Linked DNA regions of Mus musculus: regions 1, 2, 3, 4, 5 and 6 are each linked to region 7. The links are chromatin loops, found by intact Hi-C in ENCODE. Cell type or tissue: heart. All regions are shown on one strand. Region 1 has its middle 12 kb from the start of Tamm41. Region 2 overlaps Syn2 (synapsin II). Region 3 overlaps Syn2 (synapsin II). Region 4 overlaps Pparg (peroxisome proliferator activated receptor gamma). Region 5 holds the start of Tamm41 (TAM41 mitochondrial translocator assembly and maintenance homolog). Region 6 overlaps Pparg (peroxisome proliferator activated receptor gamma). Region 7 overlaps Gm36355 (a long non-coding RNA gene).

Region 1 (4,000 bases), 490 kb after region 7:
ATGTCCACTCATCTACCTCTAACCCCTTTCCCAGGTCCTCACTACCCTCCCTGCCCCCCAAATAAACCCCCTTATGCCAGATCTGTTGTATGGTGTGATTTCTTAGTGGACGCCTAGGCATGGGTCTGCCAGGTACCCCCTTGCTGCATTATATTCCATAACAGAGTTCCAGAACCTCCTGCTTCCCACTGGTCAGACCCCAGCCTCACTGCGATACAGTCTCCCTGGGTGCCCAAGAAGGAAGCCACGTGACCACCAGTGTTCTCCCCACCACATCAGCTCACAGCACTCCCACTGTTCCCTGCTCCTTCTCCTGTTTCTTTCCCTAGGAGAGGGATGGTGACCCAGCCTCAGTTCTACCCAGCCAAGGTCCCTCAGACTAAGATGAACACCTTACCATCAATGCCACCAGGAACCCAGGTTCAAGCCAATCAGTGCCTAGACTTCTCAGCTTTTCTCATTGGTCCAGGGATGGTCATGTGGCTGAATCCCGCCATAGATAATGCAGGAAGGAGTAACCTAGTTACTTGGATGAGGAAGCTTTTGCTTCAGTTGCCACTGGCAATCATCTCTGGTCAACTTGGAGTGTGGCTGGACCTAGAGAAGAGTGGAAAAATGGAACCAAAGCCCTGCTGTCTACTTGAAGTCTAGCTGACCGCTGAATTTATTTTAAGCTTTCAGAGTCCAAATCTGTCATAGGTATCAGGAACTGAGTGGCCATGTCAGTGACTTCTCAAAGCATCAGGGAGAGAACAGAGATCATTTGTTTCCCTGCTCCATGCCTTCCTTACTTCCTGCAGTCTTCTATGGAAGAAGTGATGTCGCCTTCAATAAAGATGGCCAGAGTTGTTGTGGGGCCAGGCTCTTGTACTACCTACAACACTTATGAGAACTGTCAATGCAGAATTCTATATGCAGCAAAACAAAACAAAAATTTTAAATCCCCAGAAATGAAGGCGTTGAGACAGTCTCAGAACAGAACTCATGGCCAGCAGGTCTGGTCTAAAGGAAGTTCTTTGAGCATCTTCTTCCAATAGTAAAAGAAGACAACGACGGAAAGGAATTTAGGATTTAAATAGAAGAGAAACCACAATAAACATATGTGGGAGAGGGAAAAATGTAACAGAATAACAATATTTATTCATAACAAGAATTTTCAGTATCTCAACTTAATAACAAAATAATAATAATAACAATAATAATAATAATAATAATAATAATAATAAACGGAGGTAGCCTGTAGCCTGTCCTTGAAATCACTCAAATGATGAGGGACAGCAGAACAAAAAAAAGGGATGTCCACTTTCCCCATTCCCACTGATGCGGAGGTCAGTGGACACATTGAAACAAGAAAATAAAGGGCTAGAGATGGTTCAGCAGTTAAGAGCACTGCCTGTTTGTTCTTCCTGAGGTATTGAGTTCAATTCCCAACAACCACATGGTGGCTCAGAACCATCTGTAATGGGATCCGGCGCCCTCATCTGATGTGTCCGAAGACAGCAACAGTTTATTCATATACATAAAATAAATAAATCTTAAAAAAGAAAATAAATAAAGATGTTGAATGAAAGAAATTATATTGCTCATAGGTGCAGACAACATGGGTTTCTATGAAGAAACTGAAAGGAATCTCCAAGAACTTATGGAAGTAATAAATAAGTTCAACAGGGTTATAGGTTCTAAGACAAGTATACAAAAATAAAAAAAAATTAAATTGGAGTAAAAAGTCAAAAATGTGTGCTACTTACTAGAGCTCAAAAATCTCTCGGGTATTAATTGAACATACCACGTGTAGAATCTATTAGCTGACGAATACAAATGAGAAGTCCTGCGTCATCTCCAGCAGGTAGAAAGCTGGGGTGCCACAGCTTCCATTCGTACAAGAAAAGGTTAGGCAGCTTGAAAAACACTGCTTTCCCTGAACTGAGGCAAAGAGCTCCTGCTCCCTGAGATCAGGACACACAAACAAATCCAGAGACGCGCACACAAGAGCTACTTCCCTGAAATAGAAGATTCTGGAATCGGGGGACTGTTACCATCATGCTAAACAGTAACTTTGATAAACTGCTGAAGAGCTTGGACTCACACGTGAGTGAGGGACCCCGGGGGACACAGTCTCAGAGTCGGTTAGTTCCGTGAAACTCACCAGACATAGTTGTGAGCCTAAAACATTCTTGTCCTGGTTTGAGAAGAGGAAAAGGGAATCAACCACCGTGGAAGAGATCAGAACATCTTCTGCTTTGAAGTACCACACCCCAGGGTCTTTCAGAGTCCAGGTCCACCTGCAAAAAGGGCATTTCCCTGACTCTGGCGCCCCCTAGCTTTCCTGCATCAAGCCTTGTCCTAGGGTCTAAGAGGCTGGGATTTGACCATTTAATCCCCTCCCTGTATTTCCTGGCTTGCCAGCAGTGCCCAAGGGCAGTAAACAGATGATAGTCACAAAGGCCGGAAAGACAGACTCAGTCTGACAGGGAATAGCTGGGAATGACCAAAGACAGAGAAAGGACTTTAGAGGCATGAGAAGCTGCAGTACAAGCCACCTTAGCAAACATTTAAAAGCCTACCCGTCCAGGTCAGCATGGAAACCACACGCTAAAGAACTACATACTTAGCACATGGAAGACATACTTAGCACATGGAAGACATACTTGGCACATGGAAGACATACGCAGGTGGATCTCTGTGAGTTCAAGGCCAGTCTGGTCTACACAGTGAGTTCAAGCAGCTAAGGCTATGTGGTGATACTCCACCTTATGAAAGAAAGAAAGAAAGAAAGGAAAGAAAGAAAGAAAGAAAGAAAGAAAGAAAGAAAGAAAGAAAGAAAGAAAGAAAGGAAAGAAAGAAAGAAAGAAAGAAAGAAAGAAAGAAAGAAAGAAAGAGGAAAAGAGGGAAAGGGAAAGGAAGGAAGGAAGGAAAGGAAGGAAGGAAGGAAGGAAGGAAGGAAGGAAGGAAGGAAGGAAGGAAGGAAGGAAAAGACATACTTCAGCTTCCATTTTCTGATACTCTTGTGCCACTTTCAGCAAAATATTACAAGGTTTGCTAAAAAGCAAGAGGAAGTATCAGTCTATGGGCTGGGGGCAGGCATGGCTCTGTGAGTGAAGCATCACTGCCTGAGCAAAGACCTCAATTTAAATCCCCCAAACCCAGGAGAAGCTAAGGTCTGGTGGTGTGCCCATATTCCCAGGGCTCCTGTGGTGAGATGGGGCGTAGAGAGAGGGGAATCCCTGGAAGTTTTGCCAGCTATTTGGTGTATGCAGTGACCAAGAAGAGAGCCTGGCTTAAACAAAGTCAAAGGCACACACATAGATACCTGAGCTGTATTCCTATGCCGTGGCATATTCACTCTCTCTCTCTCTCTCTCTCTCTCTCTCTCTCTCTCTCTCTCTCTCTCTCTCTCTCTCTCTCTCTGACACACACACACACACACACACGAGTGAGTGAGCAAAAGGGGGGTGGGATAGAAAGAAGGGAGGGAGGGAGGGGGAGAGAGAGAGAGGATACAGACTCCGAGATATCTCAGATGTGGCACAGATGGTGGAATTGCCACATAAGAAACTTAAACTGCTTATCATTCATGTGCCAAGGGATTTAGCAGCTTCATGCAGGAAGTGGATCATATAAGTGCAGTGGTAGAAATTCTGAGAATCAAAAGATAGTCTGAGAAAAATATTTAATGCAGCAAGCAAACAAAGGAAAAAAGGAGATGCTTCTGATGGGGCATTGTGGATGTGACTAAGAAAAGTCTCCAGCCTGAACACAAGTCAATAGAAATACCCAAGACTAAAGTGCAAGGAGGAAATGGAAGTGGAGGGAATAGAATGGGGGTGGGGGTGGGGAGGAAAAGAGACAGAGCACAAGGGGAGGACCTGGAAGATCTGTGTACTCACTGGGGAGGACCTGGAGCATCCGTGCACTCACAAGCATGTCCTCCTCCATCTTGATGTGTTCATTGACCCAGACACTCATCAGATACACTCTATCAGAGGCTTTTTTAAAAAAT
Region 2 (4,000 bases), 360 kb after region 7:
TTGCACAGCTTCCCATTCCACTTAGAATCCATAAAATTCTTAGCAAAGTCACTCAGGCTGATTTTTAAAAAAAAAAAAATTATTAGATATTTTCTTCATTTACATTTCAAATGCTATCCCAAAAAGTCTCCTATACCATCCTCCCCCCACCCCGCCCTGCTCCCCTACCTACTCACTCCCACTTCTTGGCCCTGGCATTTCCCTGGTACTGGAGCATATAAAGTTTGCAAGACCCAGGGGCCTCTCTTCCCAATGATGGCCGACTAGGCCATCTTCTGCTACATATGCAGCTAGACACGAGCTCCGGGGGGTACTGGTTAGTTCATACTGTTGTTCCACCTATAGGGTTGCAGACCCTTTCAGCTCCTTGGGTACTTTCTCTAGCTCCTCCATTGGGGGCCCTGTGTTCCATCCTATACATGACTGTGAGCATCAACTTCTGTATTTGTCAGGCACTGGCATAGCCTCATAGGAGACAGCTATATCAGGGTCCTTTCAGCAAAATCTTGCTGGCATATGCAATAGTGTCTGCGTTTGGTGGCTGATTATGGGATGGACCCCCGGGTGGGGCAGTGTCTGGATGATCCATCCTTTTATCTTAGACTCAGGCTGATTTTAATTCACCCATCCAACTTACCAGACTTTCTTTTATTCATTCAACAAATCTCTGTTGCACATGCGCACACACACACAACTGCATGTGTATGCACATGTGTGATACACATGTGTACAGGTGTGTTTGTGTAAACATATGTGGAGATCAAAGGATAACTTCAGTGTAATTCCTCAGGCACCGTAAACCTTGTTTTTAAACACGGTCTCCTCTGGGCTGAGGACCAAATGACAAACTAGCTGGCCTGAAAGCCCACTGATACACCTGTCTCTGCCTGCTGGCATGAGGATTGCACACACAGCCATCACACACAGCTTTTTTTTTTAATTTTTAAACATAGGTTCTGGGAGTTAAACTCAGGCTCTTGTTCTTGGAAAACAAGCACTTTACTAACTGAGTCAGCTTCCCAGATTTCAAAAATATATTATTCTTATTGATTGTATTCCAGTAGAAACTTACAGCACAGAATAACCACTAAAGAAATAACTAGTTAATTGCAGTTGTAATTTACAACTGTAAAGTAAAGTATAAAATGCTCTGAGAACAAATGATTGCCTGGTAAAGGGGGAAGGAACTAATTAAAGCCCATGTCTGTTCTGCCTCTCCACACCCCAAGACTTTTCCTCACCAGAATATGGTGTAAATTGAAGCTCTTTTCCCCTAAAAATAACTGATTTTGGCTTCTTTCCCCCCTTCACTTCTCCACAGTCCACCCCTGTGCTTCCAGGCATGGAGCTTGATACCTGTTCGTACGGCAAAATCCAGCTCCATGGGGCCCACAAACCAGGTCCTTATCACTGCTGTCCTAGGAGACCACAGTGTGGTAGGGATGGGGCAGAGGACAAGCAAACACGCAGAGGACAATGCAAGCCCGAGACAAGTGAATAACTGTGCCCGAGGTCTGACACAGTCCTAGGATTGTGGGAAATGTAAAACACTATGTGAAAGTTTCTTATCAGTGATGGTTATCCCAGTGGTGGTCTCCCTAAACAACAGAATCCCCCCCAAGGAAGGAAATAATTATTAATATTGAAGCAATCGAGTCGTTTATTTTATGCATAAAAACCTGATTTTTTTTGTTTTGTTTTAGAAACCAAACTTCTACTTGCAGCAAAGATCAATGAATTCAAATGTCTTACTTTAGCCACTCCTTTTTATTGCATCAGAAAACTCTCTAAACTTATCGTTTATTATAAATTATAATTACATCTCAGGCATTAAACAGCTGCTGACACTTAAAAATAAAAACACTAAATTAAATGCAATGCAACGAACATCATTTTCATGATGCAGCTCTTGCACAGCCCCCTGGCGGTAAGACAGAGGAATGATCATGGGCTGCAAGTTCAGGTTTCAGATTCCTGGAATGAATGCCAGGAGAGGTCCTGAACTCTGACCCCTGTAACCTATAAGGACAATGAGACCAAGAACACTTAGACTACAAAAAACCAACAAACAAAAACCAACTCATTGTTTTAAACATATATTAACAAAAAGGTAAATCTACTGCTTTTGAACCTAGTGTACTTATTTTAAAGACAAGGAAGTAGAAACTCACTAAAGCTTATTATACATGCCAGTATAAACAAAGAATGAAAAATTCATTAATACACATATTTTAAAAGTATAGGTTTGGGATAAATAACTTTTTAGGAATTCAAAAGACCTACTTTCTTATCATGTTTGTTTTGGTTTCACTTGTTGACCCATCCTCCAAAATTAAAGTCCATTGCAAAAAAAGATAAATCTATGCTCTAAAAATCAAAAGTCAGAATGACAAATTCAAACTAAGACTGGAAGCGCATACCTAAACCTATCTCTGTGGATGAGAGTACAGTGCTCTTATTAGCAAGGCATACTTACATGCTCATCCTTGGAGTCAGAGATAAAACGTGCTGTCCAAAGCCTGAGTACTGGGGAGGAAGTACTCCCCAGAAAAACCTGTATTCCCTAGTATAAAGGGGAAATGACACTCAGACATAAAAATAACAAATGTTCTCTAGAAGTATAACTTAACAAGTCGGATCTGGGCCAGAGTTCACATTCAGACTCCCAATTCAGGGGTATTTCTTAGAGAGCATATTATTACAGAGGACTGAAACCAACTTTTGTGTTAAATTGTCAACGCTAAAAATATTTCTTTCTATGGCTGTATCTCATAGGTAGAGGGCTTACCCATAACTCACTGGGACCTGGATTTGATCCTCACCACTGAAAAGAAAACTTACAGGGACTAGGGATGCCTGCGGGAAGCTAAGGCAAGAAACATGGCAAGACCAACACTGACTTCAGCTTCAGAACACGCTCCAGAGCAGCCAAGGCTACTTTTTTTTTTTTTTTTTTTGAACAATCTACTCAGAACGCTTCTTATCACTACCTAAAAACATTTTTAAAAAATTAGTGGTCCAAGTACTATTAATTCTTTCTTTAATTTTATAGTCATAATCAGCCAGTGTGTAAGTTATGTGTCCTTCCTCCATCTATTAACAGTATGTATTGAGAGTTGCTGTGTCCTAGGATTCAGGAAAAGAGTGGAGAACAAGATAAAGGGAACATCTACCTTTACGGGACTTAGCTGCCCCTGGTGAAGGCAGATGCACAAGTGAACAGGCCAACTGATAATGATTTATTCGACTCTTACAAAGTAAATCAAGGAAAGACTGGGGTTAATAATGAGAGGTGCCTACTTTGCATAGAGTAGTCAGAGCATTTATTTATTTTTAAAAGATATTTTTTTTGTAAATATACATAGAAATTTAATAATATTTTATAAATTACACATATATTTATTACATACATGTATAATTTATTACTGCAAGTTATCCAATATGGAGCAATTTCTTTTTTTTAATTTTTATTTTTTTTATTAGGTATTTCCCTCATTTACATTTTCAATGCTATCCCAAAGGTCCCCCATACCCACCCCCCCAATCCCCTACCCACCCACTCCCCCTTTTTGGCCCTGTCGTTCCCCTGTACTGGGGCATATAAAGTTAGCAATTTCTTTTTTTTTTTAATTTTTATTTTTTTTATTAGGTATTTTCCTCATTTACATTTCAGTCAAGGCTACTTAACAAGATCCTGGCTCAAAAAAAAGAAATGGAAAGAAAAGGATATTAAGTACAGTTTGGTGAACGGGTAGGAATAAAAACAATCTGCTAGGCGTGGGATCGGGAAAACAGAAACTCAACAAATAACAGGTGTTATAAACAAGGATTCCTGGTAGGTAATAAATATGGAAATACAAAAATGAGCAAGATGAGCTCCAGTCCCAAGACAGCTATAGCACGCCTGTAAAATAAGACAGGATTCACACGAGAACAGACAGATTGAAAGAAAGAAAAAAGAAGCAGATGAACTGCTATAGACTTCCATACTGGGGAGAAA
Region 3 (4,000 bases), 270 kb after region 7:
CAATCTCCTGGAGTTCTCAGCTTCTACTCACTGGGGAACACGTTCTCTCAAGCCGGGCCTGCTGTGGGAAGCAGGAAGGCCTTGGTTTGTCCTAACTTTACCTCTTAGAACAAGTGAAACAGTCCTGATATGGGATTGAAGGGATGGTTGTGCCTCTCCCTAATCGTCCAGCCCTGGAGGCTGTTCTCAGAGTGAAGAGATCCCCTCTCATCTTGGTCTCCTTGTACAAGTTCACAGAAAAATTTATCATATATGTATGAGTGTTTGCCTACATATATGTATGGGTGCCGTGTGCATGCTTGGGGCCCACAGAAGTTAGAGAAAAGTATCTTTAATCCTTGCAGATAGCTGTGAGCTAGGAACTAGAGGGGGCCCTCTGCCAGAGCAGCCAGTGCTCCTAAGCACTGAGCCATTGCTCCAACACCTCCCACCCCAGTCCTTTTATTCTAAGTTTTTCCCACTACCTCTCCCAGGTCTGGTGGTTACACTCAGCCTGGAGCACAGTACTCTAGTTCTGGAAGGTTCTGAGAGCTACTTGCCTCATCAGCCCCCACCCATCCTGTCACCACCTCCCCACCCAGTAAGTAGCTTATCCTGCTGAAATCTGAACATTAATGTGACAGTCACATGGTCCCGAGCAGCAGTTGCTGCTCTCAGTATCGGCGAGTTGATTCCTTAATACAAGGTCAAAGCCTGTCTTCCAGCAGATTTGCCTCTGGGACCATTTCTAATCCGTGACGGCATCAGAAAGCTAAAGACATTGAGTCATAGCCTTCTGGAAACAGCTGGTAGTCAACTGAAGCTCCTTTAGCTTATGTTGTTTGGTCTGAGACAGAGGTCCATGTATACTAAGCTAACATCAAATCTGCTGTATAGTGAAGGATGACCCAGAGCTTTTGATTCATATATCTCCACCGAAAGAAGGCTGAGATTACAAGGGAGCCACCACACCTGGCTTATGCCTATGCTGGAGACTGATCCCAAGGCACGCACGCTTGAGTCGTGGTATACAAGTACTCTGCCAGCTGAACTACATCCTCTGTTGCCACAGCTCTCTTACTTTTGTCCATAAAGTAGATGAGCCACAAGCCCCAACATCCTGGCCTCTCCTCTCAGTTGGAATCCATCCTGTTATATTACCACCCTTGGACTAGAAGCAACATTCAGTGTGTTTTCTGATCAGTTCAGGCAGTGAGAGAGAGAGAGCGAGCTTCACTTTTTCCCAGATGCACATCAATGCAGGTCAATGCTTCCCAAGGCCTGGTCTTAAACTTGGTCTCTATGGACCTCATCCACAAGCCAAACAGGGAGCTGGTAAAATATATAACAATGGGGTGCCAGAGAAAGACCAGGACCAGATTCACTGAATCAGCACCTGAAATTCTGGCCACCTGAAGGTGGGAGTCTAGGAAGCAGCTCCAGCTCTCCGCAGCCCCAGCTTCAGGCCTGTCTCAGATCCTGGTGATTCATCTCACACTTCTCAGGGGTTTCTCAATTGTCAAGCTGTTCTTGACATAGTCAGTGGTCCTGGGTACTAGGTTTTTCCTAAGCCCTAGAGATGGAAGCAGTAAGCAAGTTTCTACTCTAAATGACTGAGTATGTTTGGGGGATGGGACAGCAGGGGTACCAGGCAAAAGGCTAAGTATGAACCACAGAGGCTCTGCAATCATTGGCCACAAGGTGTCACTGCCACCCTGAGAACAGCATACCACTGTAGAGGTTTCATTGCATGGGACAGCCTGGAGGTTAATATTCCAGCCAGGCTGAGACCTAGTCATTGACAGCCAAATGGAGCTTTGTTGTTGACCGCTCGCTCTGCTTTTGGTGATGTGGTCAATGCCTCCCTGACTCTTGGGAGGATGCACAGTGGTTAGCTAGCTTATGTTTTCCAAGTCACAGTTCTGTCCTGGTCCTCTTCTATATTACTGGGCAAAGAGCAAATCATGGGGCTATGTGATTCAAGCTGTAAGTTCTTTCTCATTCAGCCTGTGGTTGCATGGTCACAAATGAAGCTAACAAGAGTGGCTTGGGTGAGGAGTGGCATACATGACACATGCAGGGGTTTGGCAGGAGATGTGACATGTAGGCTGGGACCCAGGCAATGATTCTTGATTTATAGCTCTTCTGTTTGCATGCTACCAAGGGTCCCTTAGGATCCTGACATTAATCCCAAATAGGATGAGAGGGCCATCAAAGGTGCTGATTACAAATGGGGACACATCATCAGTCATGTTCTGTGTCACCTACAGGGGCAGAGGTAGCATAAGAAAAGCAAGTTAGGATAGGAATTCAGTAACAGGTCATTATAAATGACAAAGGTAAACTATTCCTAAATGCAGAGGTATTAAAATTAGATTTATATTTGTTATTGTAGTTTACCTTTTCTACAGACAACAGAGTGCAACTTGGGCAAACTGCTCTCAACCACCTTTTTTAGAGCACCTGTGATGTTCAGTCATGTGCTGCATAACAATATTTAGGTCAATGATTGGCCACATATATGCTGGTGGGCTCATGAAATCACATCGCCTAGTGATGGCCTCTTAGTTTGTCTAGGCCTGCACTGTACTGATGAAGTCACATGAGATCCCACCTGGAGAGCCCTGTGTGACTATAGTCAGTGGCTGCTAGATTCTGGATGCTTTCTAAGCCCTTTAGATGAAATGATGAGCAGATTCCTGTTTACAAAGAGCTTGCATCCTGGCAGGAGTGAAGAACAAACAAAGAGGGAAGAACAATCTCTCCTGATAGAAAGTAGAAAACCACAACTCCAGGAGGAGAGGCAGCAGCTGCTGAGCAGGCGGCATCTTTGGATGATTGAAGAATGTTAGTTATACTGTGGTGAAAGTTTCTTTACCAAAACAGTGAGCCGTGCCAAAAACAAAAGAGGGAAATCATTTTAGGGAGAGGCTACAAGAGAGGCATAGGCCATTGAGATCGGCATTGCTACGACAGGAACACAAAATGTAAGAGGGCACGTGGGCGAAAGGTAAGTGAGAACCTATGTAAACAGCCTGGGGAAATTTAGGCAAAGGGTGTTGGTGGAAAAGCAAGAACTGTGTGATTCACAGTGGACCCCTTAGACCGCATGTATCAGTTTGCCATCTAGGGTGGGAGGGATGTGTGGATAGCTCAATCGGATCAGTTAGGCTTAGGTAATGAATTCCCAGCAATGACTCTGAACAGTGACGCTCAGGTGACCCTTCTGATTGGTGATATCCCTGAGATATTACCAATGGATGCAGGGAAAGAGATATACTCCAGGGGCAACAGAAGCTTGCTTTTAGACCTTCTCAGATTCTTCACTATGCATTTTCCTGTGGCTTGGTTTTGATCAGAATTGTTTTCCACAACATGCAGTGACTGTGAGTATAATTTTCAGTGAGTTCCTGGATGCCTGCAGAGTTCTATTAGAATTCCAGAACTTTCAGTTGATGTCAGAAGGGAAGATGGTCTTACTGCGTAATGTCCTCTATTAAAGTTAACTAGGCCTTAGTGAGACATTGTGCAGGACTATGCCCTCAGACTTTGTGGTCTGGCCAACTGCAGGTGACCCTGGTATTGGATGGGATCCAGAAATCACCCATTTAACTCCATTTTACAAGTGAGGAAACAGTCTGGAGAGGCTGGGAGGGAGGGTGTGTCATAACAGGGGAGTATCCTGGTTGCCAGTGTGCTCTGCTGAGATGCTTACACTGAAAATACTTATTGTTTGTTTTTAAAAGGGGGAATATTATGGTTTGGATATGATTTGGGTGTTGTCCCCTTAGGGTTCCTGTGCTGAAATTAAGCCTGCAATGTGATTAACTGGTTATCATTAACTATTTACAGAGGCATTCTAGGATCTGGAAGGAATACTGGGACACAAACATCTTGATTTCATTACATTTACAAAATTATAAAATTTAACCACTAAGTAATTTGCCAGAGCCAGATGTCAGAAAAAGGGAAATGCTCACCAGCAGTAATAGATGGTGTGACACTGCACAATGCCACCCTC
Region 4 (4,000 bases), 76 kb after region 7:
CAATCCAGTGCACACTTGCAGCTGCTGGTGGACTGGGGAGCAGCATTGAGGTTTTATTTTAATGTAATTTGATGTTGATTCTCAACTTCCTATCAGAAGCTTTCTGCTTCCTAGAAAACTGGATTCAATGATAATTTTCATCTATTATGAATTGCTAAACAATATCAGTCAAAGAATCTCCAGGTACTTAAGAATACTTTTGTGGCTTGGGACTGTAGCTTAGTTCTAGCACACATGTACCCAACATGCTTGCCTGGGATTCAATCCAATAGTTAGCATACTAAACCAAGCAAGCAAGCAAGCAACCAACCATTCCATTGGAGTAGCATAGGCAACTTAGATCCTTGCAGAAAGTAGAACTCATGTATATAATAGAAGGCCAGAGCCTCCAGTTTCCCAGGAATAAAGCTAGGTACTGTAAGGAAATAGGTCTCATGATATCCTGATGTACTTTTGTGCCCACTTTGGACCTGGGACAAATGACCATAGAAAAACTGAAAGGTAGAAGTGGGACACAACAGCTTAACACACCTGCTCAGCCTCCTGCACGGCTTCTGAGACACTCTTGTGACTGGAAGGCTTCACGTTCATTCATGAGTGTAGAGATGACCTATGAGCTCTTGTATTACTCTCAAAGGTTTTTTATTACAGCTTGGAGGACTTACTCCCTTTTCAGAACAATGTTTACTTATCCTATTTGAAGACATTTCCTGTGTTTTGGACCTAGCCTGCCACTAGATTTTAACAGCCTGCAGCTGAGCTGTTTTTTGTTTGTTTGTTTGTTTGTTTTTGCATATGCATGTGCACCAAAGCAAATCATTTAGTCAAAGGAAACAACCCCCAGCCCCAGCCTCCCCCAGTGAAGAGAGCAGAAGAGAACTAACTGATTTGTCCGTTGTCTTTCCTGTCAAGATCGCCCTCGCCTTGGCTTTGGTCAGCGGGAAGGACTTTATGTATGAGTCATACAAATGCTTTGCCAGGGCTCGCAGATCAGCAGACTCTGGGTTCAGCTGGTCGATATCACTGGAGATCTCCGCCAACAGCTTCTCCTTCTCGGCCTGTGGCATCCGCCCAAACCTGATGGCTACAGAGGAAGAGGAATGACAGGATGAATCATTGGATCATTACTAGGGCTCCGCATTGTGCTCTCCCTAATCTTGGTTCCCACACTGAGAGTCCCTCTCTCCACCCGGCGCTGGTTCTGCCTTCTATCTACCACTTTGCTCATGTTTTTATTTCGCAACAGTAGCACAGACAAATGAAATTAACTTATTTACTTCTTCAGTTAAAAAAGGCAACATACGATCCTGTTAGGAAATTGGAAGGATCCGCTAGCAAACAGGAATACATATTCATTTAAACATGAATCGAGAGACAACTCCTATCCAAAGATGCAAAGTCATCTTTATAGAGCTTTCAAGTACAGCTAATTATTTCTTCCCAGTGTTCCCCCAACCCTAAGCATTTCAACAATCAAAATGTTCACACTGTACTATAATTATGACTTTTTATACCTCTAACCCCTCTGTAGAACAATGTCCTGCAGACAGGGACACTGTCATAATTATCTTGGTAACCTCTGCACTTCATAAAAGGTACGGCAGGAGCATCTTTGTGTTTCATGAATTAAACAGTTACGGAGAAGTTCAAGTTGTACAAACATAGGCCCTGTTCTCAGTCAGTTCATATGAGCTATCCGTTTCTGTTGTAAAGAAAGACCAGGGAACTTGGACATTAAATGGATGGAAACTGACTTACCCCCTAACTCTGCAGAATTCCCCCTTAATGAGGTTCATCAGAATACCTTTAATTTGGCTTCTCAAGGAGTGAGGAAGTGTGAATGCAAAGCAAAGACTTAAGACAGACTGTAGGGCCTAATGTAGGAATTGACCTGTGTGAGCTGGGGTGTCCTTTGGGCACAGAACCCTTGCTTGGCATGTGCAAGGCCTTCCCCAAAAAAATTAAATAAATAGTAATCTGTTTATAGACTTCTAACTTGCATAAAATTTCCTACTTCCTGGTCTGATATTACTTATAAAATGTCCCTTTGAGTAATGTTTCTTTGACACCATTCTTTGTTGAGCTAGCTCTCTTTAGGACACTGCTTTTCTCCAGTGGAACATCTTGCTCTCATACTTAGTAGTATCTTGAGCACCATTCTATGTGACACTCAAGATGATGGTGGGCTCTTTTACTTAGATGATAGGCTACTTGTGAGCAAAGGTTGGGGCACATTTACATATATCTTAGTACTTGGTAGAACTCAATCAATGTTGCTGAATATGAGAACCAACAGGTTTGTGCTTTTTTTGTTTGTTTGTTTGTTTGTTTTTGAGATGTTAAAAAATTAAAAAAAAATTGTGTGAATTTGCCTGCATCTCTGCATCACAGTGTGTACCTAATGTCTGAGGAGGCCAGCAGAGGGCAATGGGTTCCCTGGAATTGGAGTGACAGACAGATGTTAATTGTTATGTGGGAGTTGGGAATCAAACCTGGGTCCTCTGCAAGAGCAGATAGTGCTCTTAACTGCTAAGCCATCTCTCCAGCTCCAGGTGGATGGTTTTTATTCTTACACTAAAGATAGTATATTTATCATAAGACAAGGTATACAGGAACATTTCTATCTGTTCAGTGACTTTATTTAATCGTTGGTGCTGGGGATTGAGTCTTGGGTCTTGTGCATGCTGAACTCATGTTCTACCACTGAGCTACAACTCAGTTCATATTATTTTTATTGTATTTTATAGTTTGAGACTAGGTCTTGGGCATAACACAATGTGGCCCAGGATGTGAAACTCCTCTGCACCAACCTTTCTAGTTGGTGGGATTACAGGTCACTACCATGCCCAGCAAATTTTGTTTTAGAGAAAAGACTGATTTGTCCTCGAGTCTCAAATGTGTAAGTTCATCTCAGTTGGCCCTATACTTTATCACTAATAAAACTATTGCCCTACAGGGGCTTCTTAAGAGACCTTGCTTGGAGTTAGAGGGGAAAAGATGTTTGCCTCTCAGTTTACATTAGATCAGCATATGTTTAGATACATTTTCTAAATATAACCTTTGCACATGACCTATTCAAACAGAAATCTTTAAACAATTGCCATTTAAAAAAAGTCAAAATTGCAGACTCCCTCTTCATTATTCTTCCATTTCAGCTGCACTGGGATAGGGAATGTCAGCTTACTGAGGGGCCCTCCCACCTGGTCCCCAGATCCACTGGGATCCCTCAGTCTATGACCATGACTCTACTGTCTTCTATTTTAATAGCTCTGGCCACAATAGTCGATAAGGGTGTTTTCTTTTCTCTCCTTGTCTGCAGTCTCCTTGAAGACAGGAGTCTTCCTTGCTCATTACACTCAGCACTTAGCATATTGTTGGGTACATATTAAGTACTTGTAGAACATTTTGAAATACAATGAATAAAATACATGGTCATTATGAAATGGAGAACTGCTCAACAAGACCCCATCTGTCCCTGAGGGATCTATGGGTAGTTAATGGTTGCTGGAGGAGGCAGAGGCATTTTCTTCAGTGGTGTAGCCACTGGTAAGTTGCCCAAGCTCCTGTAAATAGCCCTCACACATGCTTCTATATGCTCTCCTAAGTAAACTCATTAGGTCACAAAATAAAAGAAGGGGGGGAAGGGGAGGGAGAAGGAGAAGAGGAAAAGGAGGAGAAGAGAAAGAAGGATGATGAAGACAATAACATAGAGGTAGAAGGGGGCTGGGTAATTTGGAAGAGGAAAGGAACAAGGAAAGGGAATGGGGAGAATATGACGTGGAATATGACATGGAAACGCCAGTTATGCCGATTAGTTAATATGTACAAAGTAACAACAATTTAACACCAGTGCAGAAGATCCTTTTATAGTCCTCTGCAAAGCCATGGCTAACCACCACCTCTTTCACACAGAACTTTTTTGTTTTGTTGCCTTTTGAGGAAAAGGGGCCAGAGCATGTGAGAACCACTTAGAAATATTCTAAACTTACATGTTTCCCAC
Region 5 (4,000 bases), 500 kb after region 7:
AAAGAACATCCCTCCATGGCCTCTGCATCAGCTCCTGCTTTCTGACCTGCTTGAGCTCCAGTCCTGACTTCCTTGGTGATGAGCAGCAATGTGGAAATGTAAGCTGAATAAACCCTTTCCTCCCCAACTTGCTTCTTGGTCATGATGTTTGTGCAGGAATAGAAACCCTGACTAAGACAAATTGGTACCAGAAGTGGGGTCTTCCTGTGACAACTTGACCATGTTTTGGGGAGGACTGTGGAAGGACTTTGGAACTTTGGGACAGAAGATCCATTCGGTGTTAAGAGCTCTGTGAGATGTTGTGTAGGAGCTTGGGAGATAATGTTGAGAATAATGCAGAAAATGGAGGTCTGGCTTGTGAAATTTCAGAGGGAAAATTAAAGACTCTTTTCAGGGCCATTGCTATTTTGGATTGTGACAATTCTGTGGTTCTGGTTAGCTGGGGCTGAAGAATCAGCTGTGATTAACAAGATACCAGAACTATTAAGGTGAAAGAAAACTTGGCATTACTGGGACTATTGGTGCTGGTTAGCTGGAGCTAAGAAATTAGCAGTGATTAAGAGGGACCAGCATCATTGAGATGATATCTTCTGGGAAGTGTTTTCTGAAAGCCCAAAGAAGCTGTGTTCCAGAGATAGCCAAAGTTGTACCTCTTGCTGCATCAGGACTTGGTAATGTGTAAGAGTTACCCAGGTAGTACTGGTTTTGAAGGCATGAAGTGGTCATAAAGAGCAGCTGAGGCTTGGCACTGTGAGAGGCCATTGGTGAAGGTGCAGTCTCAGTAGCAATTAATGTCCCAGGACTGAAGGGGTCATGCAAAGGAGTTGAAGCTTAGCACCATGAAGAGAGCCATGAGAGGCTATTGGTGAAGCCTAGTTACAGCAGAAGACAGCAGCATTTTGGAGATGCCAGTACCATGAATGACCACCAAGAACAGTAGCAGCAGTGGAGTACAGACATCTGGAGCCTAGAAGACAAGCTGTGTGCTACAAAGGACAGGGCTGAAGAAGGACTCAAGCCCTTGGAGGAGCCCAGAAGATTGTGAGTTGGATCCCAGACATTGGATAATTTTTGCTTTTGATTGTGACTGTGCCCTGATATTTTTCCCTCTTGAAGGAAGGAAGTATTTTAGTGGATCCCACAGTTAAGAAACTTTTAATTGTAAAAAGAGTTTGGATTTTAAAAGAGATGGATATTTTAAAGAGATTGAAATTTTAAGAATATGTAAAGACGCTCTTAGCGACCGGGACTGCTCTAAGGTCTGCCCCGCGCAGGACAGCAGACAGCGTGTTCTACCATCTTTCCCCAAGCCTCTGAATAAAGTGTTTAAACAAGCCCCCCCCCAAAAAAAAGAATATGTAAAGACTGTGGGACTTTTAAAGTTATTTAGATCTTGGGGATGAATAAGAATGTAAGGGTTGAGGCTTACTAGTGATGTGTTTGTGTATCAGGTTGACAAGGGGTCAATTGTACTGGCTAGTTTTGTGTCAACTTGACACAGCTGGAGTTATCACAGAGAAAGGAGCTTCAGTTGAGGAAATGCCTCCATGAGATCCAACTGTAAGGCATTTTCTCAATTAGTGATCAAGGGGGAAAGGCCCCTTATTGGTCAGACCATCTCTGGGCTGGTAGTCTTGTATTCTATAAGAGAGCAAACTGAGCAAGCCAGGGGAAGCAAGCCAGTAAAGAACATCCCTCCATGGCCTCTGCATCAGCTCCTGCTTTCTGACCTGCTTGAGCTCCAGTCCTGACTTCCTTGGTGATGAGCAGCAATGTGGAAATGTAAGCTGAATAAACCCTTTCCTCCCCAACTTGCTTCTTGGTCATGATGTTTGTGCAGGAATAGAAACCCTGACTAAGACACCATCCCTGAAGGGGCAAGAAGACTTCTCTGACTCTAAAATTGAATGCAAATGTGAGGGAATATTTATACAATATGTTTCCTTTTATGGAACATTTATTTATTATCAGACTTGAAAAAGACCTTTAACATGAAGAAACCACAGTCAGTTTCTAGCAATCACAATCCCCTGGGCCGGCATGTTTTACATTTCTTTTGTTTTTCTAAATCTTCAAATGCTCCTACAACTTGGCACTAGAGGTGATAGCTCCACAAGGTTGTGAATGAGGTAGTTCATGCTTTCATCTTAGCCCTTTGGAGACAGAGGCAGGTGGATGGCTGTGAGTTCGAGGCCAGCTTTGTCTATATAGCAAATTCCAGGGCTGTTGCACAGTGAAACCCTGTCTGAATGCTTTGAGGCCAGCCTGGTCTACAGAGTTAGTCCAGGACAGACAGGGATACACAGAGAAACCCTATCTCAAAAAAAAAAACAAAAAGCAAAAAGAAAATCAATATAAGGATGATTTAATTAATTAAATGGTTTAATAACCATTCGTAGTTTTAGTGCTACAAAGGATTTGCTAGGCTCTATAGCAGGTTGTCACAGGATAGACATGTAATGTGCTCCTCCGCCGGCTAGAGGGCGCTACGGAGCCTCGGCCTCCCCGCAGGTTGCCAGCTGCCCGCTCTGAAGCGCGCGTGCGTGGAGGGGCGGGACCGGGCGGAAGCGCGGTCCGCACGACCGGGAATTGCGAGCACAGGGTCGGCACAGCACCGTCTGTCCCACCGGCGGGCCAGCCCGCCCATGGCGCTGCAGGCGCTGCACAGCTCGGGCGTGGGCCTGCGCAGGATCCTGGCTCACTTCCCGGAGGACCTGAGTTTGGCCTTCGCCTACGGCTCCGCGGTGTATCGCCAGGCAGGACCCAGTGCCCACCAGGAGGTGAGTCGGAGGCCCCCTAGTTCCCCGACCAGTCCCATGCCTGGCACCTGTTCGCCCTCGCCGTTCCTCGCATGCCTTTCATTCCTGCGGAGCCCGGACACGCCAAGAGCCAATTGTTGAAATGTTCATCCTAGCAAAGTGTCCTTCGGTGTGAGCGGAATTTGGATTTCCCTGGTCAGGGTTGGCTGAAGGCTGCCCTCGAACTCACAGTACTGGAATTAAAAGGCTCGTGTTGTCACGCCAGGCAAATCTATATGTTTACATTTACTTAGTGATTATATAGCAAGCGCACCTGTACTTCTGCGCACACTTGAAGGTCACAGGACGACTTGAGGGAGTTGTTTCTCTCCTTGCACCACGTGGGTCGTGGTAGGTTGAACTCAGTTTATCTGGTTTGGCAGCAAGTGCTATTATATGCCGATCCATCACCAGCCTGAGCTGATAGGATAAGTGAGGCATGAGTAGTCTGTCTCCAATCTAAGTTGGGAGTGATGAGGAAGAGGTGGTGGCATTGCAGAGATGTAGTGGGAAGGGGGAAAAAACAAAGTAGCAGGTCCTACTTAAGTGTTTTCAGCCTTTGTCATTGGAGTTTTCCATAGCTTTTTAGCAATACAAAGACTGGTTTTGTCTGCAGGGATTGATTTCATTGGCCTAGGACTTTAGCAGTGTGTAAAACATCCCAGGTGACTAATTGGAAGCTAACTTTGAAAATCCCATCGAAAGATAAGGAGAAAATACGGAATGATCCGTGGGCTTCAGGAAGTTGATGGACTGGGTGTAGGGCCCAGGCAGGTAGCACATTTATTCAGGTCAGCACATTGAACAGGAATCTAGTTAGGATTGAGGCTTGTTACTCCAGAGTACGGAGTCTCAGTCACTGTACAGTAGGGCATCCTGGGTCTAGCTCCTGGCCAGGTCTTTCTTCCAGTTAAAATTCACCTGGTGTTTCTTGAATTTCTTCTACATCCTACCGATTTTCTCTAACAAATGGGAAAGTATGGATCATGGGCATATGAGAAATTGTGAGCTGTCCAGTTACTTCATATAGATTATCATAATTATACATTTTTTTTTTTACAATCATCCTTCAGTCAGGCATTGTGGTGTACCCACTTGTAATCCCAGCTTTAGGGAGACAGAAACCGGTGGATCCCTGGGGCTTCCTGGCTCCCGGCATACTTGGCAAGCTCCAGGTCAGTAAGAGACCCTGTCTCAGAAAT
Region 6 (4,000 bases), 110 kb after region 7:
CCTCCTCAGTATTGAAACTGGTTAATATTAACCGACCTCTGAGTCTTTGGTAATGATTACACTAGATACTACACATGATCTCTTTTAATTCTCTGAACAGTTCTGTAAAGTACAAGAGTTTTCTTTCTTTTCCTTTCTCTCCTTTTCTTTCTCTTTTCTTTTCTTTTCTTTTCTCTTCTTTTTCTTCTTTTTCTGTTTTGGATAGGGCTTTACTGTGCAGTGGTGGTTGACATAGAACTTACATTGATCCTCCTCCCTCTGCTTCCTGAGAGATAGGATTATAGGCATGTGCCACCATGTACTCAAAATTCTTAAAGAAGAGTAATTAAGAGCGGAAGATACATCTCGGTAATGTAATACTTGTCTAAATACATGAAGATACATCCCAGTAATGTAATACTTGTCTAAATACATGAAGCTGTGAATTCCAAGCCCACCTCTGAAAGCTTTTGGGAGAAATATGGCCCAGATACCAAAGTAATATATGGACAATTATTAGGAAGAGTGGGTATTGAATGCAGAAGGTCTAAAGCTCTGTGGCCACACTTAATCTAAACTAATTATCTCTCTTCCTGATCTTCCAGGTCTATACTAAACATCAACACATTTCAACAACTCATGGTGGGCCAGGCATGACACTGATGAGAGTCATGCTAAAGAGTAACTCAGAGAAATGTATTCTGATAAGTATTGAGGCAATGTGACAACATCTCATAGACTCTCTAGAGCTTAGTAGCTTTGTCAGTATTTTCAAGAGACACTTAACCACAAATTTTCAATGACTTCTTGTTTTAGGTTAATATCATATATGCCAGCCCTTCCTCACTGGTTTGTGTAAACCACAGCATAGTACAAACTAACTTGGGAATTATACAGTTCCTCTCCCATCTGTGAGCCAACATCCAGAGATAAAAATCATCCTGAAATATTACAGGGGAGAAAGCCATTTTGAAATAATCGTCATTTCCCATTTGACAGTAAAAGAAAATGGACATAATGATCTGCTTATGAATACAGTCAGCGAGAGACTGGGTGGGCGAGAACACATCTTTTCTGTCTCTTGGCCCAGCATCCTTTGAGCTGTGTGATGCTGTTACTATATTGATATAATATGTTGAAAAAAGAGACTTTTATCCCAAGCCAATTTTTATAGATCAAGATGTATTTGGTCTTAATTAATATATACGAGTCACATCAAATTTCAATAGTCTCATGCAAGAAACCATTTACCAGATGGCAGATTGTGACAGAATAAAATGCAGAAGAACTCTGCAACAGAATTTTTCCTGCTACAGTTTGAATGTGAAATGTATTCCACAGGATTGCATGTTGAAGGACTTGGTACCCAGCTAGCATGCACTATTTTGGAACCTTTAAGAGGTAGAGCCTACCTGAAGGAAGTGGGCTACTGAGGGGTGGGCCTTGAGGGTTTTAGCCCAGCCCTACTTCATCCTCCACTTTCCTGTTCCTTAGAGGGGTAAAGACTTGAGGAGTCTGAGCTGGCTGCTGTCATTTCTAGGCTTAGTGGTAGCTTCTTAAACCAGGACCCCAGTAAACCTTTCATTTCAGGTCATTTCTTGTTAGACATTTGGTCACAGTGAAGGAAAAGGTAAGCACTACACTAACAAAAATAATAACCTCCAATTAGTGGGAAGGTTAAAGGAATGGTTAACTTTTATCATAAACATTGTGGTGGCCTGAGTTTTTACATAATAAGTACAGATAAACCACATCTTATCTGTTATTTTTGTAGGTTGCTGTTCTGAACATTAACAATAAAGGATGGAGCAGTGTTATGTCTGATGCCTGAATTCAAATTCTGCCTTGGAGGTCTTAGTCCACCCTCACTCTATAGCTAGTTTCATCATCTGTAAAATAATGCTACCTCATTCTGTTCTGAAGACTAATGAGATAATATATGAAAAACACCTAGGATATGTATGAAGCTCTAAATACATAATAGTTGTCTTTTTTTTTAATATAGAGAGAGTAACCAGAGTCCCATGGTCTTGTAAAAGGTGGCTAAAAGCCTCCAATGCGGCCTCTGGGGGACAGGAAGAGGAAGAAACAGCAGCAGAGTCCTATTGTTCAAACTGGACTATGAGTAAAACAGATGTCCTGTTTTAAAAACCTCTGGAAAAGGAGAGTGCCTGGCTTCTCAAAGTTACTCACTCAGTGCTTAATTGCTCTTTTGTGGCCTGGAAAGTCTGTTTTATCTGGCATCTCCCCAACTGTATTATACATATGCTAATGAGGTTCCATTAAAAATCATTACACAGAAAAATATCAGGTAGTCAAGTAAATTCCGGAAGTGCTAGGTTAGGCAAGGTTGAACATGTTGACTGCAAGACTTAGACACATGATTCACACGCAGGGAAAGGAAACATGCAGTGTGACCGCTTACTATTTGAAGAGAAACTGCTTATGAAACCACAATATACTGATGTTGAAGTCTGTAACTATCCCTTTTAAAGTTATGACAATGTAACCATGGACAACTGACTTAACTCCAAATTACTGGAAACTGCATTGTGAAGGTGAGAGGAGAAAGAAGTGTGTTTGGGAGAAAGAACGAGGTGGTAAAAGGGTTGAATGCTTATGTTCTATGGTTAGAGTTAACAGATGGTGAACACAGTAGACAAAGTTGCAGCCAAGCATGTGATTCTCAAGTCACGGAGGTGAGAGTCAGAAGAGGGTCCTGGAGTAAAGTATCAGTGCCTTTGAAAGGGAATTATTGAGACACTGAGGCGCTACCTTTTTTTTTTTTTACTAAAGTTTTTATACTACCTGACTTTTACAAGATGATTATGTGTTTGGTTATGTTAAAAATTAAGTTGAATATACTTTGTTTTTAACTCTACCATTGTACTCTAGCCCAACCCCATAAATACCTTTTAACTGTAATATTTTTTAATGAGTTAATCTACCAAGTGGGAATAAATCTGTTTCTTGCATACACTTTGTGTTATTAAACAGGAATGATCAGGTAATAATATGGAAAAGTAGAAAAGATACACTGAAATAAAAGAAAAATATTTAACCAACAGATGCTTCTCTCTCTCTCTATTTATTTATTTGTAAAAATTGTGGGTATATATGTGTATGTACATCCATGTTCACAGGAGCATGTGTGTGCAGGAGCCTGTGTATGTGCAGAAGCCAGAGTCAGTGCTGGATGTCACCTTCAGGAATATCAGCCACTGTAATTTTGAGACAGGTTCTCTCACTGGATCTTTCTGCTTCCCACCCACCCCTACCCTCCGCCCCTGCCCAGTACTGGGATTATAAATATGTGCTGGCTTTTTAAAAATATGGGTCCTGGGGATTGAACTCAGGTCCTTGTTTATGTTATGCTAGGCAAGCACTTTTACCAACTGAGCCAGCACCCTGTACCAGTTTTCTTTTCTTTTCTTTTCTTTTCTTTTCTTTTCTTTTCTTTTCTTTTCTTTTCTTTTCTTTTCTTTTCTTTTCTTTTCTCTTCTCTCCTCTCCTCTCCTCTCCTCTCCTCTCCTCTCCTCTCCTCTCCTCTCCTCTCCTCTCCTCTCCTCTCCTCTCCTCTTCTCTTCTTTCCTTTTTTTCTTGAGACAGGGTTTCTCTGTGTAGCCCTGGCTGTCCTGGAACTCACTCTGTAGACCAGGCTGGCCTCAAACTCAGAAATCCACCTGCCTCTGCCTCCCAAGTGCTGGGATTAAAGGTGTACATCACCACCACCTGACTATCAATTTTCTTATCTTTGATTAGAATCATGGGCCTTTGTTTTATTAAAAGAGGAAAATGACTCAATTTCATTCATAGAAGCATAATTTAATAATGATAGCTACAATTTTTAATCACTTAAGCAGCAGGCATTATATCTTATGCCCATCATGCATGTACTTTAGTGTATATGATACATGTAACAGAGAATTTATAAGTCCTGCATTTCAACATATCCAAATTTTATTAAAGATATAATATGAAGTTATGTATAATTAATCACCGTTTAATAATGTTAAAAATA
Region 7 (4,000 bases):
TCCAGATAAGGGTTTTTCTGTGTAGCTCTTCCTGTCCTGGAACTTAACTCTGTAGACCAGGCTGGCTTCAAACTCAGAGATCTACCTGCTTCAGCCTCCTGAGTGCTGGGATTAAAGGTGTCCCAACTGTCTGGGGACACCGAATCTTAATGTGAGTCATGAACAGAACCAACACATAATTTTTTAAAATATATTTTTTTAAAAAGTTGCCCCCCCCTCCCACGTACTTTTTGTTGGGGGTGAGGGTGGGGGAAGGGGAAGGGGTTTGAAACTGTTAACTGTTAAGTTTCAAATTTGGGACAATAGGCTGAGGTGCCTATTTAACATATCAAAGTAGACCTGGCCACCAGGTTCTTCCAGCATCCCTTAGTCCCTACCTGTTACAGGATATGGCTGCTATGCCCCTGCCCTCTACCCTGAACTCTCCAGCCCAGGGGCTGGGCTAGGGCTGCCCTTTTCCCAGAGACTCTTCCCTATGTAACCCAGATATTTTGGTTACCTGCCTCTCCTTTTGGGCCTTTGGCCTCCTGGCTGTTGTACTTGGTTCCTGTCTCTCCTTTTCCCTCCCCCCTCTCCCCATATGGTTCAGGTCATGACCACTTTGGACTCTCCCAGATGTCTCTGCCTCTGGCTATCTCTCCCTTATATCTATAATAAACTTACTCCTCCACCATACTTAGGAGCAGTTATAACCTTGTCTTCCTCCCTCCCTGCCTCTCTCTCTCTCCCTTCCTTCAGTTTCTTCCTTTCTTCCCATTCAGAAACCGTCTGATGTTGCTGGCTTCAAACTCTGCATGTAGCACAGAATAACCTTGAACTCGGATCTTCATCTCCCAAGTATTGGGATTATAGGCATGAAATTTGGTGTATAGATTCGACAGTTTTCAAGGCTGAAGTTCGAGGTCAACTAGATGATGCCCTGTGTTTTATCTAGCCATCCTGCTCACCTCTACTATGGCCATTGTGTGGTTGTCATAGCACGCCTGTGAGTTGGGTGCTATCACCTCTGTCTCTGTTTCGGGTAGCTGGGACCAGAGCAGGCTCCATGGACTCCCAGCCTCAACGGCCTCATGGGACTCTAGGGCTTAGCTCAAACACCCAAACAACAAGCATGCAGTGTTGGAAAAAAAAAAAAACCAAAAAAAAAAAAAAAAACCACGACTCTGTTAAGAGTTGGTGGGAGGGCAGGTGATGGCGGTGGGGCCCTTGATGGACTAGGAAGGCTTCCTAGAAGAGCTGGCTTAGAAGCTGGGGGCCTGATGGTTGTCTGGAGCACAGGGCTGGCCACAGTGAGAGGCTGGACTCAGCTTGGAGGTTCAGGGAGGAGCTGGACCTGGCCGGGGCAGGAGGTCGGAGTCGAGATAAGGCCGGATAGGCAAGGTGGGGCGGATTGTGGAGGAGCTTGAATTCCAGGCTTGGCTTTCGGACTTTACCCCGCAGACAATGGGGAGCCGGCCGCATTTCTGAGCAGGGCTGGGCAGACCCTGTCGCACCATTGTTTTCCTGAGAGGCCGGACCCTGCAGTGTTGCATCTCAACCACGAGATGGCGGCATTTCAGCAAATTTCAACCACTCCAGGTGAAGCCTTGTGCTGATGGGCACCATCTTCAACTAGAGCTGCGGAAACACCAAATCTACCCGACCCAGGATGCGATCCAGCTTCATCCTGCTGGCAGAACAAGCCTTCCTCAGTTTTGAGGGAGAATCTGTTGAACCACAGAAAAGGAGAGGCCCGTGTTGCTAGACGCCCTATGACCACTCGACCACTTTTCCGGGGTGGGGGCCACTCCTGTTTCACCTATAAACAAGGGTTCCGCATTAACTTGGGGCCACGTGGTGAGGGGCGAGCAGCGAGCCCTCGAGGTTTGCTGGGCCTTTGCATGGTATCCAGCTGCTGCCTTTAGGCTATTGTGGTTGTCAGAAAAAAATAAAAACCCAACTAAAACAACCCAGATCACCATAGTATTATTGAAGAAGTCACCTGGCCCATTTCCACTCCTTTTTTTTAGAGGGACAGGAGCTTGATCCTTTTCAAGATCCTCCAAGTTAGAGATCAGAACACTGGCTTCACTAGATGCAAACAGGTAAGTGACTTGTCCAAGGTCACACAGAGCTGACACTTGCTCGAGGCGATGCTGGATCTCAGGTTTATTATGCCCACCTCTCTCTGCCTTCCTTTAACAGCCTAACACATCCTATTGTGGGGCTAATTTCTTAGAGAAACTTGTGTGTACTACTCGTAGACATACAAAGATCTTCTTTTTAAAACCGTGTCTGCATATGTGTCTTGTGTATCGGTTTGTGCACAAGAGTGCGGGTGCCCAACCAGGCCAGAGGTGGGATCCCCCTGGAGCTGGGGTTACAGGCTGATGACTGTGAGCTGCCCGACGTGGGGACTGGGACTGGGACTCTGCAGGACGGAACAGTGAGCGCTCTTAATCACTGAGCTGTCTCTCAGCCCAAATGCCTTTTTAAAGAAAAATATTTTATGTATATATGTATGTATATATGTATGCATGGGTCAAACTGCTTGGCGAAGCCAGAATGGGTTGTTGGATCCCCTGGAGCTGGGGTGACAGGCAGTTGAGCCACTGGTGGAGGTGCTGGGAATAGGACTCAGGTTCCAAGGCAGAGCAGAAAGCACCCTTACATGCGGATCCCCCCTCCAGCCAGACTTCTCGTATAAATCAAAATGTGGCATGTAGTTGAGTGTGCATGTGTGTGCCTGTGCATTCGTGTGTGCATGTTTGTGTATGTTTTGAGAGAAAGAGCCTAACTGTTTCTCCCTATATGGATGGCACAGTCATAAAATGCGCCATAGACACACACTGTACAGCATCCTTAGAGTAGAATACTGCATGGCAGTAGGCTGTAAAGGTGAACAAACTAACTTACTAACACGTTTCTCCGTCAGCGTATTGATAGGCAAATTTTAAACACATGATAAAGATACAGGATAATATATAACCTTATGAAAATTAAAACACAATGTATCACGTATTGGATGTACATGTAGATATGTTCATATACCAATGCCCAGTCATCTATGGTGCCCAATTGGCAGGGGATAAAGGGGCTTTAATTTTGCCTCTAATGCTTCATTTCTTAAAAACAAAACAAAATCCATGGAAATAAATCTGGGTGGTGGGTATGGAAACCGATCGCCATATTATTTCTCCTGTTATTTATGTGAATACAAAAGCTGCTTCAGGGAGTACACATAAGCCAGACTTTCCTGCCTGGGGTCGGAAGGTGGTGGTAGCACTCTGAGGCCTGAGGATAGCTGGGAAGGATGAGACCCCAGGTCTGGTCCCAGGATTTGTAGTTAGTGAGGTCCCATTCATGAGCATTTGCAGGGAGGGCCCAGGTATCCACCCCTGCTACTGTCACTCCTGCAGGGAGATAGGTACATCTCAGTGACTGCTGGCCTGCCTCAGGGAGGACACAGGACAGAGGAGGCCAGGGCCAAGTAGTTCTGTCGTGGAAGCTGCTGTCTGGCAGTGGCTACACGGTGAGCCCACTTCCCCTCTGTCCTTTGCTTTGGTCATTTTCTCTGAAGCTGTGGTCACACGTGACCTTGCTGGGCGGCACCCACTTTCTAATGCCAGGTGCTCCAGCCAGAAAGTAAACCCAGTTTTCACATTTGCTTTTTGTCTCCCAGGGTGGTGCTGACCGGCATGCAAAGTCCTTGAGCGCTGGTGTTCTACTGATCATGATGGAGAAAGACGCAATCAAGTGACCTTCTGTGCTGCGCAGGGATGTTTTGGTCAGTGGCAGATGAAGGCAGTAGGCTGCGCGTTGGTGTGTAGCAGGCTAGAACACAGAGCCTTAGCATGCAGCAGGCTGTATCATATATAGCTTTCATGTGTTGCAGGCTAGAGTTTGCAGCCTTGACATGCAGCATGCTAGACCATAGAGCTTACGTGTGAAGGCTGGGTGGCTGAGGCATGTGTAGCAGAGTTTGGGGCGAACCTTTTATAAATGAATAAAACGAACCCTT

Evidence for each region. Peaks named below come from ENCODE experiments on the same cell type or tissue, not always from the same donor. Only the 100,000 strongest peaks of a DNase experiment are listed, where the experiment ranks them.
Region 1: it touches region 7 in a loop (2.2-fold over the local background); 14 of 42 quality-filtered maps call a loop at or near these places.
Region 2: a loop joins it to region 7, with 11 times the contacts of the local background. A loop is called at or near these places in 8 of 42 quality-filtered maps.
Region 3: it touches region 7 in a loop (8-fold over the local background); 17 of 42 quality-filtered maps call a loop at or near these places.
Region 4: it touches region 7 in a loop (2.7-fold over the local background); 2 of 42 quality-filtered maps call a loop at or near these places.
Region 5: a loop joins it to region 7, with 2.0 times the contacts of the local background. A loop is called at or near these places in 11 of 42 quality-filtered maps.
Region 6: it touches region 7 in a loop (2.4-fold over the local background); 5 of 42 quality-filtered maps call a loop at or near these places.

Annotation. Positions count from the first base shown.
Region 1 is chr6:115,047,549-115,051,548 of GRCm38, reverse strand. No RefSeq gene overlaps it. Among named protein-coding and RNA genes, the nearest start is that of Tamm41, 12 kb to the right of the region's middle. In heart, a CTCF peak has its summit at 2,325; no DNase peak of the experiment used is centred here; H3K27me3 peaks cover 804 bases.
Region 2 is chr6:115,172,989-115,176,988 of GRCm38, reverse strand. All of the region lies in intron 1 of Syn2 (synapsin II), which reads right to left. Among named protein-coding and RNA genes, the nearest start is that of Syn2, 40 kb to the right of the region's middle. In heart, a CTCF peak has its summit at 1,932 (motif pointing left); no DNase peak of the experiment used is centred here; H3K27me3 peaks cover 289 bases.
Region 3 is chr6:115,265,772-115,269,771 of GRCm38, reverse strand. All of the region lies in intron 10 of Syn2 (synapsin II), which reads right to left. Among named protein-coding and RNA genes, the nearest start is that of Timp4, 16 kb to the right of the region's middle. In heart, a CTCF peak has its summit at 1,678 (motif pointing right); DNase peaks (open chromatin) are centred at 11, 591 and 1,691; H3K27me3 peaks cover 3,740 bases.
Region 4 is chr6:115,460,170-115,464,169 of GRCm38, reverse strand. It overlaps Pparg (peroxisome proliferator activated receptor gamma), which reads right to left. Exons shown (of 8, transcript NM_001308354.1): 6 at 885-1,084. Among named protein-coding and RNA genes, the nearest start is that of Gm36301, 57 kb to the left of the region's middle. In heart, a CTCF peak has its summit at 2,418 (motif pointing right); a DNase peak (open chromatin) is centred at 1,039.
Region 5 is chr6:115,036,430-115,040,429 of GRCm38, reverse strand. It overlaps Tamm41 (TAM41 mitochondrial translocator assembly and maintenance homolog), which reads left to right and starts at 2,556. Exons shown (of 8, transcript NM_026894.1): 1 at 2,556-2,780. The coding sequence starts at 2,646. In heart, a CTCF peak has its summit at 2,479; a DNase peak (open chromatin) is centred at 2,539; H3K4me3 peaks cover 1,425 bases; H3K27ac peaks cover 762 bases.
Region 6 is chr6:115,431,045-115,435,044 of GRCm38, reverse strand. All of the region lies in intron 2 of Pparg (peroxisome proliferator activated receptor gamma), which reads right to left. Among named protein-coding and RNA genes, the nearest start is that of Pparg, 71 kb to the right of the region's middle. In heart, a CTCF peak has its summit at 2,055; a DNase peak (open chromatin) is centred at 2,054.
Region 7 is chr6:115,536,625-115,540,624 of GRCm38, reverse strand. Gm36355 (a long non-coding RNA gene) reads left to right here. Exons shown (of 7, transcript XR_869382.3): 3 at 1,441-1,578; 4 at 2,010-2,084; 5 at 3,662-3,766. Among named protein-coding and RNA genes, the nearest start is that of Gm36355, 6.0 kb to the left of the region's middle. In heart, a CTCF peak has its summit at 1,535 (motif pointing right); a DNase peak (open chromatin) is centred at 1,524; H3K4me3 peaks cover 567 bases; H3K27ac peaks cover 638 bases; H3K27me3 peaks cover 1,659 bases.